Linked DNA regions of Homo sapiens: region 1 is linked to region 2. Evidence: chromatin loops called from intact Hi-C (ENCODE). Cell type or tissue: PC-9. All regions are shown on one strand.

Evidence for each region. Peaks named below come from ENCODE experiments on the same cell type or tissue, not always from the same donor. Only the 100,000 strongest peaks of a DNase experiment are listed, where the experiment ranks them.
Region 1: it touches region 2 in a loop (2.8-fold over the local background); 2 of 110 quality-filtered maps call a loop at or near these places.

Annotation. Positions count from the first base shown.
Region 1 is chr6:129,785,028-129,790,027 of GRCh38, reverse strand. No RefSeq gene overlaps it. Among named protein-coding and RNA genes, the nearest start is that of TMEM244, 74 kb to the left of the region's middle. In PC-9, no CTCF peak of the experiment used is centred here; no DNase peak of the experiment used is centred here.
Region 2 is chr6:129,841,284-129,846,283 of GRCh38, reverse strand. It overlaps TMEM244 (transmembrane protein 244), which reads left to right. Exons shown (of 5, transcript NM_001010876.2): 2 at 432-517; 3 at 2,681-2,754. Among named protein-coding and RNA genes, the nearest start is that of TMEM244, 18 kb to the left of the region's middle. In PC-9, no CTCF peak of the experiment used is centred here; DNase peaks (open chromatin) are centred at 1,643 and 2,433.

The DNA of each region.
Region 1 (5,000 bases), 56 kb after region 2:
ATACATGTTTTCAGAGCCATACCCAAATGCATTAAATACCACTGTAGTAAATTAATGCAAACTTTTTGGGAGGGTAATTCAGCAAAATATACCAAAGTAGAAAATACACATAGTTTAATCCAGAAATTATACTACATTAGGACATTTCCTAACAGACATAATTGCAAAAAAAAAAAAACTGCAAAAGGATGTTTATATAAATTGTAGTACATGTATACAATGGAATATGATACAGTTATTATAAAGAATGAGAGTGATGTAGATGTGTGGATAGAGAAAGCCATTCAAGATAAATGTTAAGTGACAAAAGTGCAAACAGAGGGCAAGGTCTGATTGCTCTGCATGAAGCTTCAGAAAGGATCATATATAAGCTGGTTCCTAAAATAATTTGAGAGACGATACATAAGAGCCATTAACAGAGAGGTGGGTGGTAGCAGTCAGAAGAAGACTCTATTTTGTGCTTCTTTACAATCTACATTTTTCTATTGTGAGCATTGTATTAGTCTGTTTTCACACTGCTGATAAAGACATATCCAAGACTGGGTAATTTATAAAGAAATAGAAGTTTAATGGACTCACAGTTCCACATGGCTGGGGAGGTCTCACAATCATGACGGAAGTTGAGGGAAGAACAAAGGCACATCTTACATGATGGCAGTCAAGAGAGAATGAGAGCCAAGCAAAAGGGGAAAACCCTTATAAAATCAGCAGATCTCGTGAGACTTACTCACTACCACAAAGAGTATGGGGGAAACTGCCCTCATGATTCAATTATCTCCAAGCGGGTCCCTCCCACAACACATGGGATTTATGGGAGCTATAATTCAAGATGATATTTGGGTGGGCACACAGCCAAACCATATCAGGCATGTATTATTTTATTTTATAAAAGTAAATCAGAGTCAGTTAAAAATAATGAATAATAATAATAACAGTGGGATCAATAATAACATCCACAAGCTTGTCTGTGTGCCTCACACAATTCCAAGGATTTCACACAGATTAATTTATTCTCACATCTCTAGGAGATAGGAGCTACTATTACACCCATTTGGCAGATGACGACATTTAGACGAGTGAAGGTTAAGCCAGTTGTTTTATGTCCCACAGCTGGCAAAGGGGGAGCTCAGATTAAATTGAAGTCTGTTTGACCTAAGCCAGTGCTCTTCACTGTTGCTGCTATTTGCGTTTTCTTGCAGATATTTTTTTGTGCTCAAATAGGAATCCTAATGAAGACTATAACATATGTTTTAATACAGGTAAAAACTTTCTCAAATGTCAAAACTAAAAATATCTTCTTCCCAAATCTGTCACAAATCTAAAGAATTATATCACAAAGGCCACATATTTTTGATGCTTCATATGTTCAAAAATGTGAAAATATTTTTAAATTTTTAATGAGAAGCATTACTCAAAATGTCAACGTGGGGAAACACTTATAAGGCGGACAATTAAAGAAATAAAGAGGAGGGGAAATATAGACAGGGAGAAGAATAAAAAAGGAAGGAAAAGGAAATTTACTCAATTGTGCTAACACTGGTGATTTACAGCTTTAAGGGAAGCTTTCTTCAAGTAGTCTAGGCTATCATTTCTGACAGTTGTAATTTTTTTCATTATATGCACTAAAGAAATACTCTATTTCCATTGCAGATAAGATGAGGTTGGGGTATTTTTTCAATGAGAAGATGATGCCACTAAGTCATATCTAGAGTATTTTATTGCAATTGCTTCCACACATTAGAATCACTATTTTTTAAGAAAAAAATAATAACAAAAGTAAACCAGCAACTCATTACCACTCCAGTTTTGCAAATAGTCTGGAAACTATTTGGCCAAACCTTTTCTGGGTGAAAAATTTTATTAGCCCTGTCTACTCTATTCAATGTTTCGTGAAGGTGATTCTGATGTGAACCAGTGATTTAGAAACCATCTTCCTTTCATGCATCCTTTCTCTCTGATTTCTTTCACCCTAGCTGAATCACTTCAGGTTAATTTGCTTGCATTATTGCTTGCCAAATGATCCCAGTGAAGTATTAAGGGTGGTTATCAGGTCTACAGTATCCTCCGGTTAAGTTAATGAGTCCACACCTGGTTAAGTTAATGGGTTCTGATTTAGCAACTGTTGACCAGTCTCAAGTCCATTGCTAACTACTAGATGGTCTGTGAGAGAGTATAAACAGAGGCCAAAATGCCATCTAATAACTAAACACTTAAAAATTAAAAAATACTACTTATGTTAAAATTAGGATTTTCTCACGATTTGTATTCTATTAACATTAATGTCAAATTAGGTCAGTGTAGTTCTTAGACTTTTTAATTAATTTACATTTGGTGAAGCCGCTTAGCTGAGGAATAGTAAATGAAATTGTTAATAAAAGTCACAATATATGGCCAGGTGCAGTGGCTCATGCCTGTAATCCCAGCACTTTGGGAGGGTGAGGCTGGAGGATTGCCTGAGTCCAGGAGTTCAAGATCACCTTGGGCAATATAGTAAGACCTGTCGCTACAAAAAATAAACGAAATTAGCTGGGCATAGTGGCATGTGCCTGTAGTCCCGGCTAGTCGGTAGGCTGAGGTGGGAGGATCACTTGAGCCTTGGGGGGTTGAGGCTGCAGTGAGCTGTGATCGTGCCACTGCAATCCAGCATGGGCAGAGTGAGACCCTGTCTCAAAAAAAAAAAAGAAAAAGCCACTGTAAGTATATTTGGGAGTGAAACAATAATTGTACAAAGTTTAAACATAGTTATAACGTATTTTTTATTTTATTTTCAGCATATGTCTGTCACTTATGTTGCGATTTTGGCCATCTCTTACAGTAATATCTTCATTAAATCTTTATTTATATAAAATTGCAGGGATTTCATTTGACTTAAGTTGTGGACTTGATAAAAATAATTTTTTTCATTTTCATTATTTTGGTCAGTAATTAAATCTTTATGTATTACAATAAAGAATATGTAATATCTTGTTTACAATTTTGTGGGGTTTTTTTGAGACAGGGTCTAACTCTGTCATCCAGGCGGGAGTGCAGTGGCATAATCACTGCAGCCTTGACCTCCTGAGCCCAAGCGATCCTCCCGTCTCAGCCTCCCAAGTAGCTAGGACCACAGGCTTGCATCGTCATGCCCAGCTAATTTTTAAAAATTTTTTTCTAGAGGCAAGGTCTCACTTTGTTGCCCAGGCTGGTCTGGAACTCCTGGGCTCAAGAGATCCTCCTGCCTCAGCCTCCCAAAGTGCTGGGATTACAAGTGTAACTCACCACGCTCAGGCCCTGTTTACAAAAGTGTGACTCACCATGCCCAGGCCGGTTTGCAATTTTTATATGGGTCATGCTCAGTATAAATCTTATTTTTGTTGTTTCCAGTTTTTAATAACTTAAGCAGACTGCCCCATTGAACATTTATTTCCTTATGCTTTTTAGTTTTCCCCTGAGCTCTACTTTTATATTTTCTATTTCTCAATTTAAACTCATTCTTACTAAAGGATTAAGAAATAAAATGCAATTATATTTAAAGTGAGCTTAACTTCATTGAATATGAAATGACTGTATTTTCATGAAATATGTAAATTAAAATTTTGTTTATATATTTTCAAAAAAGTTATATTCTAAAATATTCAAAATGACATATAAATGTTAAAAGGCAAACTAAATTATAATTATTAATATAAATTTTAATATAACATTATTTAAAGGAACCTATTTGGGGGAAAATAAAATCTCACTAAATACTTTCATAACAATAAAATCATTTGCCATAACAGCAGCTGTGGAGCCTCTGATGTTAGTATTTTTAGGACATTTCTTCTGAGCTGAAAAGGTTCTTTAAAGGAGATCATTCCACATTCTTGCCTTATGAACAAAAGCTTGGCTTTTAGCTGTCCAGGAGTGGAGAATTAAGTTGCCAGGTCTCAGTACCGGTCTGTTGACAACATCTATCTTACTCCTTCTTCTTGGCCATGCTTGGGTGTCCTCTAGTCCAGAAACCTCCTTTCCAGAGAATAAGCCTTCAGCCTTTCCCCAGGATGAGTGAAACACAGTGGCCCAGCTACATGGAACAGAGACTGACTGCTTCTTAAACAGACATTAGACCAATGCTCCTGACTCTGTTGCTTTCCTTGGACCCTGTCATGTCTACATTTAGAAGCAGCTGGTGGCAGCAGCTGCTGAGCTTTGGGGGATTCTAATGTATAAATCAGGTTGGTTCTCTGCTTTTCCACTGTTGGTTTGGTTTTCTTGGGCCTGTTAAATCCTTTACCACTTGGCCATCTGCTCTCCAGCTTCCAAAATCTTATTGATGGGATCACTTTTCCTCTTCTCCTTGTCATTTAGGATTTCTGCTTTCTTAAAAAATACCTTTACTGCTATTTTAGAAAGGACTGGGGGAGCAGTTAGAGGTGTACACGTTCCATCTGCCATATTTGAACAAAAGTGTCCTATTCTGCTTATTTTATCCACTGTGTTAGGTTAGGAATGTAAATCTAATCATGTTACTCACCTGCTTAAAATTCTTTAAATTCTTTAAAGATTCCCTTGTTTTTCAAGATAAATTAAATTCTTAACAAGACCCCAGAGGCTCCCAGTTCAGTATCAAGCTTACCTTTCCACCTGTTTACCACCCCCCCGCCAACCCATTATCCCTGTTCCAGACCACCACCTCCATCCACCCTCAGTTCACCCAGTATTCCAAACTCTTTCTTAATTCTGAGTCATCGTGAGTTTTATTTCCTCTGCCTGGAATCATCTTCCCTCACTCTTCACTAGGCTAAGTGCCCTTCATTTCAACTTACAAGATTTTCATCACCCACTAATTCAATGTCCATGTGCCTTACTGAAGTGTATGTTCCAGTAAGGTCTAGATCTTGTCTACCTTATTCACCACCATACTCCCATTCCCGGCTTCTGCCTAGATGCTCAATAAATATTTATAAAGTTAGAATTTAACCAAAGCATGTGCTCAGATCAGCTGTCACTGAAGTCATCTGCCTCACTTATGCTATTCT
Region 2 (5,000 bases):
GTGAATGTATTAAAAAATTAAAATGTTATTTGAAGTTTAATATTAACAGAAATAAGAAAAGTTTAATGGTTGAAAATACATACTAATATAGAGACTATGTATTATTCATCTTATTTTGGATTGAAATGAAAGCAATCATCTAGAAATATCTAGAGGCTATTAATGCTCAAATTAAAAGAAAAACTAATTGATTTCAATACATGGTAGGAAGAATAAACCAAACCCAAAGACACATGACTCTTAAGAAAATTATACCGCTAAAGAAGCTCCAAGATGGGCACTTTGAAGTCATTCCCATTCCATGGGTCCTTAAGCAATACAAGGCTAGCCAACACTATCTAGTAATCATTCATCATCTTTTGTCAAAATAGTTACCAAAGACCATGTGAAAAATCCCAGGCTCTTGGACCTCATGCCTGTTTTCTCCACAGGTTGTTTTGCAGAAGTTTCTTCTATGTGTCATTCTTTTCTACACTGTGTACTATGTGTCCCTGAGCATGGGCTGCGTGATGTTTGAGTAAGTAGCACATTGTCTTCAAATAGAATTAAAAAGCTAACATTGAATAGGAAAGATGTTTATATTTAACATTTCATATGTCTTTATGGATTAGAGGATGTGGATTTTTTTAAAGACATAGTTTCTTACTTTTATTTATTTTTTATTTTTGGTAGAGACAAGGTCTTGCTATGTTGCCTAGGCTGGTCTTGAATCCCTGGCCTTGAATGATCCTCCTGCCTTGGTCTCCCAAAATGCTAGGATTACAGGCATGAGCCCCTGCATCCAGCCTACTTTCATTATTTAAGTAAAAATAGGCAAATGTTCTATCTGAAAATGATAAAAGTAACAATCATGAAATGAAGTGGATAGAATCACTTAGGACTGTTTCTCTTACCTCTTCAGAGGATGCTCATGGAAAGAAAGCGAACCCATTACTCCCTGGTCTGGTATTGAATCAGAGAAGGTTTGAACAAGAAAGGAGCTTAAAGATCATCCACATCCAATTTAAATAATTTCTGTTATATTGGAAATAGCTTTTGGGAGGCAAGAGACCTACATTCTGACCCAAGTTCTTACTAACTTTCTGAATCATCTTGACCAAACGACAGTGTATCTCCTATTTCAATGCCTTCATTTGTCAAATGGAATCATCCAAAAAAGAGTTATTATGAGGACAAAATGGGATAATACGTGTATTTTAATGGTATCATTTTTATGTAAGTGTAAAACATTATTTTTCAGGTAATTTTTTGTCTTGCTATGGTTGAATTTTGTCTCTACAGATTTTGGCTGCCAATATATTGGTTGCCTTGAGATACATTATGTATATTTACAAATGATTTCTTAGAAATTGAGTGCTTACACAATTTAATTTTATTGTGCAAGCAAGGAATTCTATTTCAATATGCGAATTAATACCAATATGCAACTATCAAAAAATAATGATACCAATGTTTGCAATGGAAAGAATGTTATTCAGCATGCTTGCAGGCAAGCCCACGGAGGAAGTATCTGGCGCTCACGTGCAGCCTCAGCCTCCTCCCTGGGACTGGAGACAGTGAGGCTATGCCTGGGGAAAGGAGAAGGCAAGACTCTCTAGGATTCTCTGAGCACCGGATTTTAAGGGTTTGTAGTTAACATGAGTCAGAGGTGAGGAATTTGAAGTAATTAGACCTTAAAGCTTCAGGAGGCAGCTAACTGGTTGGCCAGCTGCACACGACTACAAACTTGGGTATAATATAAAGTCCAGCTGTATGCTTTAATAGACTCAGATTTTAGAACAGGAAGGGAACTCAGAGATTAATCTCTTCAATTTATAGGTAGGAAATTTGAGCCCAGAGAGGTTAGGTGACTTGCCCAAGTGCACGGTTATAGCACCACCAGGATTAGAACCTGTATCTTGTTGTTTTTCAAGCCTGCGCTGTCTCCATGGTATTACGTTCTCCTTCTACGTTTGATGGCAGGAACTATCAAGATTCTAGCTGAGACATCAAATAAAATTAAGTCCACTTGGTGGACAAAGTGGAACTTAATTGGACAAAGATGACAAGGTGGACAAAATGTTATTTGGCTGTCATCCAAGTCAGCCAGTTTTTAAAAACTCTTTTTAGCTCACTTCACTTTTTTCTGCTTAGCAGGTTTTTTTAATACAAATGGTATCATATAATAGGTGTCATTTTGTAACTTTTTTCAACATTACATTTCAAAAATATATCCATGATGAGATGTATTTAGCATTTAATTAATTTATTCTAACTGCTACAGTAGCTCACTTAATGTTAAAAAATATGTTATAGCACCATTTAGGTGAACCTGTTTTACATCTGAAGAACTACTGGTTTGGTCATGAAGTGAGTTTACATTTCGTAACTAGACGTTGCCTTGTCCCTTGTTACCTTTATACCGTCTCACCTAATGACTGATCTGAAATTTTGCTGTAACTGTTACCACAACTTGTAATTCTAGCAAGAAGAGTGAGATGTTTGAGTCAGAAAAAGATTCTATAGAGATTATTATCTTCATTGCTGATTCCTTCACATTCCAGCCAGTTTTGAAATGTGCCACAATGTGGGTGAATCGCATAGCTTATCCTTGTATGAAAATAGTAACGTGTGTCACTTTGATGTGCTGTTATGAACTGCCTCATTCAGAGTAAACTGTTTTCACTTATAACATCTTTAGGGTGCATGAGTTGAATGTCCTGGCTCCATTTGATTTCAAAACAAATCCCTCATGGCTCAACATAAACTATAAAGGTAATTGTTTTAATTTTAAATTCTTATCAATTAGTGAACTAAATGCCACTAACCCCATAAATTTTTTAATAAAAAAATTTTAAATATCAGGCCTGTCTCGCAGTCATCTATGTATTTTATCTGATTTCAAAAATTAATTAGGAAAAGTGCCATCAAAAATTTTAAAGTTGTTATTCCATGCAGGTGGAGTAATATGGAATAAGTGGAGAAAAAGAATGAGAATTCCTATATAAATTTTCATTTCATTGTATTGGGGGTAAATTTTTGTTGATTATTTTTAAAGAAAAGGAAGAATAATGACTTAATGTGCTGATGTAGAAAAATATTTGTGAGATATAAAATAGAAAATTAAATACAGCAAAAGAGTTCATATAATACAATTTCATTTTTGTAGCATAAAATAAAATACATGGTGTCAGTGATAAGAAGTCTGGAGAATTATGCAACAAACTGTTATCTCCCATCTGGGATGACAGAGAACTTTCATTCTCTACTTTGTACATTTCTGCTTGGTTTTATTTTTCTTCCCAAAATAGTATAGAACTTGCTGCAGAAGAAAAACAATAAGAAAGAATACACTAAGGCAAAATTTCTCTCTTTTAAATTTGGCATTTTTGTTGAATAGTTATTAATTAATATCTAGTATGTTTGTAAACCTTCACACCTATGTACCTTGAATATATGTAAAACATTCTTGTTTGGGGGAGCTTCATGGTGAGTTTGCCCCATCTTCAGAAAAGTAAAATTTGAATGTTTTCTATCATAAAACATATTAATTAATGAAAGCTTAGAAAATATCTACAAGCAGAAAGGAGAAAAATAAAATAAATCGCATACTTACATTCTGTATACAGTAATTACTCTTAATATTTTGTTAAGTTTTTCCCTATTCTTGTTTTTTAATGTACTGTCAATTCCTTAAACAATACAATTCATTAGAAAAACCACTGGAGAATATTTTTGGGGTACAAATATGCAAATATAGAAAAATTGCTGGAGGCCAATGAAACAGGATTTCTACTATAATTTGTATAGGAAACTTGGTCAGTTAGAGTTACTGAATTCAAATAAAAAGCTTTAGTACAGCCTTGTTTGGTGCCATTATTGATTCAATTTTGGATAGCAAAGCATATGTGAGAACAAGATACTTCGATTCTGAGATACAAGAGGTCTAAGACTTTATCTTAACTTTCTTTCAGGCACTTCCCTAGTTTTTGCCAACACTATCCACAAATGATTAAAAAGAAAATAGTCCCAGTAAAGAGTCAAGTATGGGCCATGTGTGTGTTTTGGGTAGAGGGAGAGATTGAACACTCAACTGTCATTATTTAATTCTAGTCTTTGGGTCAGTCAATAAAGAAAGGGCAATATCACAGGCTTATGGGAGAAGGCTGTGTTTTTTCATAGCAGAGATTAGTGATGAACTTTTACATAGCAGGGATTAGCGAAGATCTCCAAAATGGCTGGCAGAGTTTACAGTCGTCCTTTCCTCTCATGAAACACAAACATTTGTACAAAGATATCAATAAAACCTTAGCGTATTAGATCTTTAATTTTGGGTTTGGGGAGATAAATGTCATAACTCTTCAAAGTTGTTGCTGTGAGAATCTATACCTGTCTAATCTCAGAGATATTAATAAAATATAAGAGTAACCTCAGAGACTTTGGCATGTATTTATTATGGTCAGGTTTTGTGTAGGTTTCAATAATTTTGTCACCCAGGAGATCAATTTTAGTAAGGACACTGGAAAGTGTGAGTCCAGTTAAAACACTCCAATTACTAATATCTTTCCTTTGCATCGCAGAGAATAGTTTGCAAATTCCTTTCATTTTACATTAAAATCCTCCCAACAATTTTTTTGAGATAAATAATACTCCATATTCCAATTTATGGAGAAGAAAACAGACTGACCTGAAAGTTAAAATCTTGCTCAACACCTTATAACTCTTTTTTATTATTATTATATTTTAAGTTCTAGGGTACATGGGCACAATGTGCAGGTTTGTTAAATAGGTATACCTGTGCCATGTTGGTTTGCTGCACCCATCAACTCGTCATTTACATTAGATATTTCTCCTAATGCTATCCACCCCCAGCCCCCCACCCCCCGACCGGACCCAGTGTGTGATGTTCCTCGCCCTGTGTCCAAGTGTTCTTTGTTTAACTCCCACCTATGAGTGAGAACATGTGGTGTTTGGTTTTCTGTTCTTGTGATAGTTTGCTTAGAATAATGGTTTCCAGCTTC